Linked DNA regions of Homo sapiens: region 1 is linked to region 2. Evidence: chromatin contacts called from ENCODE Hi-C or POLR2A ChIA-PET data. All regions are on one chromosome and are shown on one strand. The core of a region is the stretch at or near the end of the contact, and the rest is flanking DNA. Distances in the headings are between cores, read along the strand shown.

Region 1 (5,214 bases), core at 1,497-3,996, 48 kb after region 2:
AGGCAAGCGGGACCAGGCACATCACATGGCCAGAGCAGGAGCCAGAGAGTGGTAGTGGGGAGGTGCCACACACTTTTAAATCACCAGATCTCCTGAGAACTCACTCACTATCTCAAGGACAGCCTCAAGCCATGAGGGCTTCACCCTTATGGCCCGTATACCTCCCATGAGGCCCTGCCTCCAGCATTGGAGATTACAATTCAATATCAGATTTGAATGGGGACTGATATTCCAAACTATATCAGATATCTATCTGTCTGTCTATCTTTTTAGAAATAAAAACATTGTGAACCTTGATGAAGACAAGAATAGTATTAAAAAGAGAGAATGGGACCAGGTACAATGGCTCACACCTATAATCCCAGCACTTTGGGAAGCTGAAGGCAGAAGGATCTCTTGAACCCAGGAGTTTGACACCACCCTGGGCAGCAGAGTGAGATCCTATCTCAACAAACAAACAAACAAACAAACAAAACCAAAAAACAATTAAAGTGGTGATTTGTAATTCCTAACTAGAACTGACATTTGAATATTGTTCTATATTTATAAAATATGTGGGAGAAATTCTGTTATTTCAAAAAATGTTTTTTTCAAAATATTTAAAGTATCTATAAATTGGACATTTCTCACTCATAGTATAATACAGAATAAAATTATGTGGTGATGTTTTTCAAACATTGAAATTTTTTTCTTTAAAGAAATTAAAGAATAATATATAAATATACTCTGTTGTCCTATTTTACTTTTTTCAGGGTCTGCATTTGCAAAGGCAAAGCCTGAAAGTCCTTGGACTTCTCTGACCAGAAAGGGAATTGTTCGAGTTGTATTTTTCCCCTTTTTCTTCCGGTGGTGGTTACAAGTAACATCAAAGGTCATCTTTTTCTGGCTTCTTGTCCTTTATCTTCTTCAAGGTATAATTAAGTGATTTTTGCTTTTACTTTTCAGAATGTTACATTGTTAGGTTTAATAAGTCTTTGTTTTAAACATATGCTAACTACTACTGAGTATGATGTATAAGTATGTTAATAAAGGCACATAATTGATTTGGTATTAAAAATATTTGAGAAAACAAAGCAGTTATTTTTCAGTATAATTTTATGAATATTTGAATCTATAGATGGCTAAAGAAAAATAGAAATCGAGAAGATTTTTTAAAATTAGAAAAAAAACCTCATCAAAATGCATCTTCCACACATACATACATACCAGTCTTTTAAAAATACAACCTATACAAGTTTATTATTCCTGCCATAGGTATAGTTTCTTTTTTCTGTGCCTTTTACCACCGTGATGTGAGCTGTCCTTATACTTTATCAAAATTCTGTATACCGTGCACTCTGCTAGGTGCTTTCTAGATTCTCATTTCATTCTCACATCAACCTGATGAAGTACAGGGACTGTTACTATGCTTCGCTTATAGACGTGGGACCTGAAAGACCTGAGTGCCCAACGCCACATAGTCATCAAGTATGGTAGAGCCCAGATTCAATTCTAAGCATTCTGATCCCAGAACCACACACTTAACCGCTCTTATGGTGCCTCCTAAAACAACATTCTAGTGCATAGTCTTAGCAGCAGTATATAACACAACATGTATAACATTGTAGAGCATTTAGAAACTAAAGAAGAAACTATTCATATTCCATCACGTGAACAAAGCCGTTATTTTCATTTGGTTCATGTCCTTTCAGTCTTTTTAATATGTGATTAAAAAAAAAAACCATGATTACAATCCTGAATGATTATTTAAATTTGTTTTATCAACAGATTCTAAGAGATACTTTTTAAATAAATGAAAATATAATAAAAACTGCAGACTGTTATTTAGATAAAGTTGTTTCTTCTAAGCCAGGTTACATCTTATATACATAAAAGGGTGTGGACTATGATAATTTTGTGGTTTGTTGTTATTAGAATGTGTGTATGTGTTTTCTGATTAAAGATATAATAATATTTTCATGGCAGGAAATTTGGAAAATGTAGAAAAAGCTAAAGAAAAAAAGAACTACCCATCATCTTGCCTTTAAATTTATAATACTTTTTAAATAGTTGAGATTATTTTATATGAACAGCTACATTTTTTTTTACCTAATGTCATAATATCAAAGTCTTTGTAAATATAACTTCTAAGTTACTAGAAAATATCTTGTCCTACTTCAATATTGGGCAGTTAAGCTGATTGCTATTTTTTGCTATTATAATTACTGCTGAAGTGATCATATTTGCTTATCAGTATTTTCTAGTTATAGTGATCATAATTTTTATCATTTTCTTGTTTTCTTCTCAAAAGGACTTAAGAGAGCTTAATTTAAGTATAGTTATCTTCAAAGGTTTTCTGGCTTACCTAGATGAGAAAACTTTATTTGAATGTGGTCAGAAATTGCAATAGTTTATTAGAGTAATTCAGTACCATTGATTGTACATCACAGTGCATTGTGCTTTTTAAGATATTGCTGCTTTCTAGTATTCCACGACAAACAAGTTTCCAATGTAACTAAAAGTTCACTGACATTGTATAATTATATTGTGTCTGAAATTTACTTACTGGTTCCTCTAAGTTAAATAGGGAACACGGGTTAGATTGGGCATTAAATGAGATATTTTTAAGTTCAGAATCCAAGTTTAATCATAAGGCCCTTATGATGAACACTAAACATTCTCCTAGTAAAGCTTAGTTAGAGAAATGACTTAACCTTCTTAAAGTCACACAGCTAGTGCCAAAGTCATGATGTGACTCTGATGACCCTCGGCAGGCTGCCATTACCTTTGAAAACCACTGTATGTCTGTCTCCATTGCAGCACCCTGTGGAAAAGCAGGGTGCTGCAGTGCTCTGAGTTATGTCCTCATTCTTGTTCGCACTTCTTGAAAGGCAGAAAGAATCAAATGCAGTCAGATTTGGTTTTATATAACTATGTATAGTTTTTTTTATTTCAATTACATGCTTTTTAAGTATCTCAGCTATGTATTCTCAGCTCTATCCCCATTTCTGCATGTCTTGGTTGCCTAGTTTCTTGCCAAGATTACTGCCAGGAAACCTCATATCATCTTCTACTTTCTGTCCATTTACCTATTAAATGACAAATTCAAACCAGCTGCTTAAGATCTAAATTTCTTCACTAGTTATCATTGCTTTCAAGATGCAATCTGAGTTTTCAAATCCCTCCTTGAATTTCTATCCCACCTTAACCAGGCTAAACTAGCTCTTTGCTGTTTCTTAAACATTCCATGCTTTTTTGCCTATGTGTCTTTGGACATGCAACTCCCTTTGCGTGGGGTAGCCCTTTTCCCTTTTGTTTAGTCAATCCTCTATGTTCTCTCAAATTTAGATTAGACATCAGACATCACTTTCTTGAAGAATCCTTTCGTAACTCCCCAATGTAGTTACATATCTTTCTTATGTATATTATAGCAGTTAATCATAAGTGTTATATTAGTCACCTTGGGCTACCATAACAAAATACCACAGATTGGGTGGCTTATACAACAAAATTTATTTTTTCACCATTCTGAGGGGTGGAAGTGCAAGAGTGAGGCAATGTCAGAGTTGGTGTCTGATGAGGCTTCTCTGACTTGTAGATGTCCACCTTCTTGCTGTGTCTTCACAGGGCCTTTCTTGTGTGTGTGAGTGGAGAGAGAGAGTACTCTGGTATCTCTGCCTCTTCATATAAAGACAAGAGTCGTATCAGTTTAAGGCCTTACACTTACGAATCTGTTTAACCTTTACTACCTCCTTATAGGCCCTGTCTCCAAACGTAGTCACATTGTGGGTTAGGGCTTCATTCAGCATATGCATTTGTGTGGGGAGGATGAAAGGAGCACAGTTTAGTTCATAACAGGTATTTTCATTGTTTCTTTATATGTCTCTTCTTTCCTGTAAACCAAGCTTGTCCAACCCATGGCCCATAGGCCACATGCAGCCCAGGATGGCTTTGAATGTGGCCCAACCCAGGTTCATAAACTTTCTTAAAACCTTATGAGATTTTTTTTAATTTTTTTAAAGCTTATCAGCTATCGTTAGTGTTAGTGTATTTTATGTGTGGCCCCAGACATTTCTTCTTGCAGTGAGGCCCAGGGAAGCCAAAAGATTGGATACCCCTGGTCTAAACCAAGGGATAGGGAGCGGAGACTGTGTCTTGTCTTTTTTTCTGCATTGCCTAATTGCCACTGAATCTTAAAGATTAACAGTCCTAAAAATGGAAGATAATATTCCATTCTATTCTATTCTGTTTTTTAGACATAGGGTTTTGCTTTGTTGCTCAGGCTGGAGTGCAGTGGTGCGATCATAGTTCACTGCAGCCTTGAACTCCCGGGCACAAACAATCCTCCAGCCTCAGCCTCCCAACTAGCTAGGACTATAGGAGCACGCCACCATGCCCAGCTAATTATTTTTATTTTTATTTTTGTAGAGATGGGGTCTTAATATGTTGCCCAGGCTGGTCTTGAACTCTTGACCTCAAGTAATCCTCCCACTTCACCCTCTTAAAGTGCTGGGATTACAGTTGTCAGCCACCACAGTTTCTCTCTGTTGCTCAGGCTGGAGTGCGGTGGTGCAGTCATGGCTCGCTGCAGCCTCAACCTCCAAGGCTCAATCATTCCTCCTACCTCTACCTCCATAGCTGGAACTACAGGCATGCACTGCCATTCCCAGCTAATTTTTGAAATTTTTTTGTAGAGGCAGGGTTTCGCCTTGTTGCCCAGGCTGGTGTCAAACTCCTGGGCTAAAGCAGTCCACCCGCCTCAGCCTGTCAGAGTGCTGGGATTACAGGTGTGAGCCATTGCATCCAGCCTACTCCTAGAGTTCCCCTTGCCCAGTACGTGAAGTCCTGCCTTTGAAATATTTGTGCCCAACAACATTCTGTCTTAGTTGATCTCCAGCAGAAATCTCTAGCAGCACTGTCTAGTTCGTAGGACTTCATTAAATGCTCAAAAAGTATAACTCAGCATTATATAAAATAAGTGAATGTTTTCTCTATATATCTTCTTTTTTTTTGAGACGGAGTCTCGCTCTGTTGCCCAGGCTGGAGTGCATGATCTCAGCATGATCTCGGTTCACTGCAACCTCCACCTCCCAGGTTCAAGCAGTTCTTCTGCCTCAGCCTCCCGAGTAGCTGGGACTACAGGCGTGTGCCACTAAGCCCAGCTAATTTTTGTATTTTTAGCAGAGATGGGGTTTCTCCATATTGGCCAGGCTGGTCTCAAACTCCTGACCTCGT
Region 2 (5,402 bases), core at 1,643-4,142:
AATATGTGAGTGGTTTATATATCACAAATACAGTGTTACAATATTCTGTGTTTGTCTGTGTACTTAACTATTACCAGTGTGTTTTGTACCTTCAGATGTTTCTTATTGCTTTTTAACCTCCTTTCAGATTGAAGAACTCCCTTTAGCATTTCTTGAAGGACAGATCTGGTGTTGATGAAATCTCTCACCTTTTGTTTGTCTAGGAAAGTATTTTTCCTTCATGTTTGAAAGATATTTTTCCTGGATATACTATTAAAGGATAAAAGTTTTTTTCCGTCAGCACTTTAAATATGTCATGCCACTCTCTCCTGGCCTGTAAGGTTTCCACTGAGAAGTCTGCTGCCAGATGTATTGGAGCTCCATTGCATGTTGTTTCTTTTCTTTTGCCAGTTTTAGGCTCCTTTCTTTATTCTTGACCTTCAGGAGTTTGATTATTAAATGCCTTGAGGTAGTCTTCTTTGGGTTACATCTGCTTGTTGTTCTACGACCTTCTTATACTTGAATATTGATATCTTTCTCTAGATTTGTTATTATCTCTTTGAGTAAACTTTTTACCCCAATATCTCTCTCTCTGCCTCCTTTTTAAAGTCAGTAACTCTTAGATTTGCCTTTTTGAGGGTATTTTCTAGATCTTATAGCCATGCTTCATTCTTTTTTATTCTTTTTTCTTTTGTCTCTTCTGACTGTATTTTCAAATAGTGTGCTCACTAATTCTTTTTTCTGCTTGATCAGTTCTGCTGTTGACAGACTTTGATGTTTTCTTCAGTATGTCAGTTGAATTTTTCAGCTCTGGAATTTTTTTTTTTTTGAGACAGAGTCTTGCTCTGTTGCCCAGGCTGGAGTGCAGTGGTGTGATCTCAGCTCATTGCAGCCTCTGCCTCCTTGGTTCAAGCAATTCTCGTGCCTCAGCCTCTTGAGTAGCTGGGACTACAGGTGTGCACCACCATGCCCAGCTAATTTTTTGTATTTTAGTAGAGACAGGGTTTCAACATGTTGCCCCGGCTGGTCTCAAACTTCTGAGCTCAAGCAATTCGCCTACCTCGGCCTCCCAAAGTGTTGGGATTACAGGTATGAGCCACCGTGCCTGGCCACTCAGCTCTAGATTTTTTTTTCTCTCTCTCTCTTTCTTTTTTTTAAAGTCAACCAGTATATCTTGAAGCCCCAGAATTTGATTAACATTTTAAAATTATTTCAATCTTATTGTTAAATTTTTCTAATAGGATTCCAAATTCCTTCTCTCTTTTATCTTGAATTTCATTGAGCTTCCTCAAAATAGCTATTTTGAATTATCTGTCTTCATGGTCTCATACCTTTGTTACTCGGGAATTGGTCACTGGTGCCTTATTTAGTTCATTTGGTGAGGTCATGTTTTCCTGGATGGTCTTGATGTTTGTGGGTGTTCATTGATGTTTGGACATTGAAGAGTTAGGTATTTATTGTATTCTTTGTATCCTGGGTTTGTTTGTACCTATCCTTCTTGGGAAGGATTTCCAAGTATTCAAAGGGAATTTAGTTTTGTGATCTAAATCTTTGGTCACTGCAGCCATGTCTGCATCAGGGGGCAACCCAAGCTTGGTAATGCTGTGACTCTTGCAAACTTGTGCAGGTACTGCTTTGGTTGTCTTCAGTAAGAACTGGGAAGACTCCCTGGATTGTCAGGGAGAGTCTCTTCCTTTCCTTTAGTTTTCACCAAACAAATGGAGTCTCTCTGTCTGCTGAGCTGCCTGGAGCTGGGGGAAGGGTGATGCATGCACCCCTTTGGCTACCACTACTAGGACTGTGCAGGTTAGACCTGAAGCCAATATGGCACTGTGTCTTGCCCAAGGCCTACAGCGACTACTACCTGGGCTATCAGTAACATTCACTCAAGGCCCAAGAGCTCTTCAGTCAGCAGGTAGTAAATCCAGCTAGGCTTGCGTCCTTCCCTCCAGAGCATCAAGCTCCCCTGCCCTACTCCCCGTACCCCCCAACCCCAGCCCAGGGCAGGTACAGAAATGCCATCCAGGAGCCAGAGCCTGGAGTCAGGAATCTTAGAAATCTACTCCATGCTGTATTCTGCTGCAGTTGTGTTGGCACCCAAGCCACAAGACAAAGTTTTTTGCACTCTTCTTTCTCCTTTGCTCATGTAGGAGTTTCTCTCTGTGGCCACCACCGCCCCAGGCCCACAGCAAGTACTGCCTGGCTACTGCCAGTGTTCACTCAAGGACCAAGGGCTCTTCATTCAGTGTTTGGTGAGTAATGCCAGGCCTGTTCTCTCTGTTCAGGGCAGCAGGCTTTGCTCTGGCCCATGCTGGGTCCAGAAATGCTGACCAGGACCCAAGGCCTGGAATCAAGGAACCCAGGAGCCTGCCTGGTGTTCTACCCTACTGTGGCTGAGCTGGTGCCCAAGCTGCAAGACGAAGTCCCCCTTTCTCTTCCTTAAGCAGAAGGAATCACTCTTTGTAGCCATCACAGCTGAGAATGTGCTGGGTCACACCCAAAGCCAGCAGGACCCTGGGTCTCACCCAAGACCTGCAGTGAGTACCGCCTGGGTACCACTTATGTGTATTCAAGACCCAAGGGGTCTTTAGTCAGCAGGTGATGAATCATGCCATGGCTGCGTCCTTCTCTTCAAGGCAGTGGGTTCCCTTCTGTCCCAGGGTGTCTAGAAGTGTTGTCTGAGAGCTACAGCCTCGAATGGGCACTTCAGGACTCTGCCCAGTGCCCTATTCTGTTGTGGCTCACCTGCTATCCAAGTTCCAAGACAAAGTCTTCTTAGTCCTCCTTACTCTTCACTCTCCTCTCCCCAAATGGAAGGAAGGAGTCTCTCCCAGAGCTGTGAGCTGCACTCCCTGGAGTTGGAGAAGGAGTGGTGCAAGCATTCTCTTGGCTGCCCCAGCTGCTATCTCACTGGGTTGCATGCACGCCAAGTCCACTGGCTCTGAGCCCAGCACAGTACCAGGACTTGCCTAAGAATTGCAGTCCTTGTGGCCTAGAGTGCCTTTCAAGTTTATTTAGGGCCACAGAAGGCGGTAACCTGTGGTGGTAGGGCTAGCCGGAACGCAGTTTCTGACTGCTTGGCTGGATGATACCCCTCTGCCTAGGACTGGTCTAAATGCTCCCTCCAGGGGCACCAGCTGAATTCTGCCCCATGTTGCTTTCCACTGTGACAGGGCAGCACCGAGTTCCAATGCAAAGTCTCATAATCACTACACTTTCTGTCCCCCAAGCACGTTGATATACTCTGTCCACACCACGTGGCTGCTGCTGGGAATGTGGGAGGGGTGGTGTTGACAATTCAAGACTGTCTTTCCTACCCTTTTCAGTGTGTCTTTCCTTGATAAGGGTTAAAACAAAGTACTTTGTTTACTCACCTGATTTTTGGTTTTTATAGAGGTGCTTTCTTGTGTAGTTTGTTCAATTTGGTGTTTCTTCTGGTAGCATGATTGCTAGAGGTTTGTATTTGACCATCTTGCTCCAATAACCTAAATATGATTTCTTGAAAGTTTTTTTTACCAGGTGTGATGTTGCACACCTATAGTGTGCACACCCAGCTACTTACAAAGCTGAGGCATTGATTGAGTCCAACATTTTGAGTCCAGGTTGGGCAGCATAACAAGACCCTCATCTCTAAAAAATAAAAATAAATGTTTAAGTGGTTTATAAATTGTCAATAAATATGAAGTACAGTCAGCCCTCCAGGTCTGTGGGCTCCACATCTGTGGATTCAAGCAACTGTGAATCAAAAATAAATTTTTAAAAATTTTTACTTATTTATTTATTTATTTTTAGAGACAGTGCCTTGCTCTGTCTCCCAGGCTAGAGTACAGTGGTGTGCTCATATCTCACTGTAACCTAGAACTTCTGGACTCAAATGATCCTCCCACATCAGCCTCCCAAGTAGCTGGGACTACAGGCACGCACCACCACACCCAGATCATTTTTTAATTTTTTGTAAAGATGGGGTCTTGCTATATTCCCCAGGCTGGTCTTGAACTCCTAGGCTCGAAGTCCTGGGATTACAGGTGTGAGCTACCATACCTGGCTTAAAAGTATTTTTTAAAAATGGGTGGTTTTGTTTGTACTGAGCATGTGCAGACTTTTTTTTCCTTGCCGTTATTCCCTAAACAATACAGTATAACAACTATTTACAGAACAGTTATAATGTATTAGGTATTATAAATAATCTAGAGATTATATAAAGTATATGAGAGGATGTGCATATGTTATATGCACATATTACACCATCTTCTATAAGGGACTTGAGCATTCATGGATTTTGATATCTGCAAGTGTTCCTGGCACTAATCCCCCACAGATACTGAGGGATGACTTTATCACTCTTAAAAATAATAATAGTAATTATCTTATGACTTGCAATATAACAGATGACAAATTAGAGTATCTTTCAGTACTTAAGAATATCTCTAATGACCATGTTTTTGCTACTAATACTCTTCCTTTGATCTGGCCAAACTGGTGGGTATGTGGTTAAGGCAAGGCCAGAGATGGTTCTTCATCCCCTTGGCCACAGTGATCAGTCCAGGTATGCGCAGTGACCTAAGCTGTCCTTTCATAAACTTTTCAAAAATTAGAGCTGATAGGAAAGACTCTTGCTTCTTTCATGGGGGAGTTAACAAGGATGAAAGTCTGGAGCTACCTCTAGATGTGTTACTGTATTGGAGAAAGTTGTGGAAAGAAGGAGGAAATGAGATAGCCCCAGAGGTCATGAATAGGAAAAAGAGACAACCACAGGCCATCATGGTACTCTGGTCTTTGGATTCTCTCTACCCTGAGATTAGCTTTGCCCCAAGCTTTGAGTAGTTCAGCCATTATCCGCTAAGGAATTCTCCCTTTGTTGAAGCTAGTTTGAATTGGATTTTTTTTAAGAGCCCTGACTAAAACATGGAAGGAGTATGTATATACAAACACGTATTAATTTTTAAAGAAGTAACAGTATATATTCAGAAAATCACATGAAATATAAATCAGCCTGATGAATTTTTACCAGCTGAACACCTGTGTAAAATATGGCTCAGATCAAAAACCTTCCGTCACAACCATCTGATGGTAACCACCATATGAGGCAGTGTATCTTAGTAGTTAACAAGAACACAGGTTTTGGGTTTTAGAAAGCAGAGATTTGAATCCTTGTTCTTGAGAGTCTGTATAACTTTGGATAAGTTGCCTAATTTCTCTGAATTCCACTTTGTTCATGTATATAAAGGGATAACACTGTCTTTTATATTTATTTAAGGATTAATTATTGTTACATGGGTCAGCTGTCAACCCAGAGTTATTGCTTTATATTCCTTAAACTTATCAGAGTACTTTATTTCATGGATTAAAAAAATTCTCATGAGGCTTAAAATTTCTTGTAAATGAAAAATCTGAAATACTAGACTTCTAATATCCAAAGGTAG

Evidence for each region. Hi-C counts contacts between places; a loop is a spot of excess contacts on that map. ChIA-PET counts read pairs that join two places held with the same protein, here RNA polymerase II (POLR2A). Pooled maps may share reads with other maps.
Region 1: a loop to region 2 is called in a map of B cell, with 2.3 times the contacts of the local background. The contact joins two enhancer-like sites. A Hi-C loop is called at or near these places in 2 of 168 maps with a recorded cell type or tissue (B cell and posterior vena cava), 6 of 37 single-sample maps with no recorded cell type and 7 of 50 pooled maps. POLR2A ChIA-PET finds 5 or more read pairs at or near these places in 11 of 52 experiments (A673, AG04449, H1 and 8 more).

What each region holds. Positions count from the first base shown.
Region 1 is chr7:77,901,010-77,906,223 of GRCh38, forward strand. It overlaps PHTF2 (putative homeodomain transcription factor 2), which reads left to right. Exons shown (of 19, transcript NM_001395272.1): 6 at 753-911. Among named protein-coding and RNA genes, the nearest start is that of DDX3ILA1, 87 kb to the right of the region's middle. Within about 2 kb of position 2,747, at least 2 of the 41 ENCODE cell types and tissues checked have a DNase peak (open chromatin) inside an H3K27ac peak, as active enhancers do.
Region 2 is chr7:77,852,604-77,858,005 of GRCh38, forward strand. All of the region lies in intron 2 of PHTF2 (putative homeodomain transcription factor 2), which reads left to right. Among named protein-coding and RNA genes, the nearest start is that of PHTF2, 57 kb to the left of the region's middle. Within about 2 kb of position 2,893, at least 2 of the 41 ENCODE cell types and tissues checked have a DNase peak (open chromatin) inside an H3K27ac peak, as active enhancers do.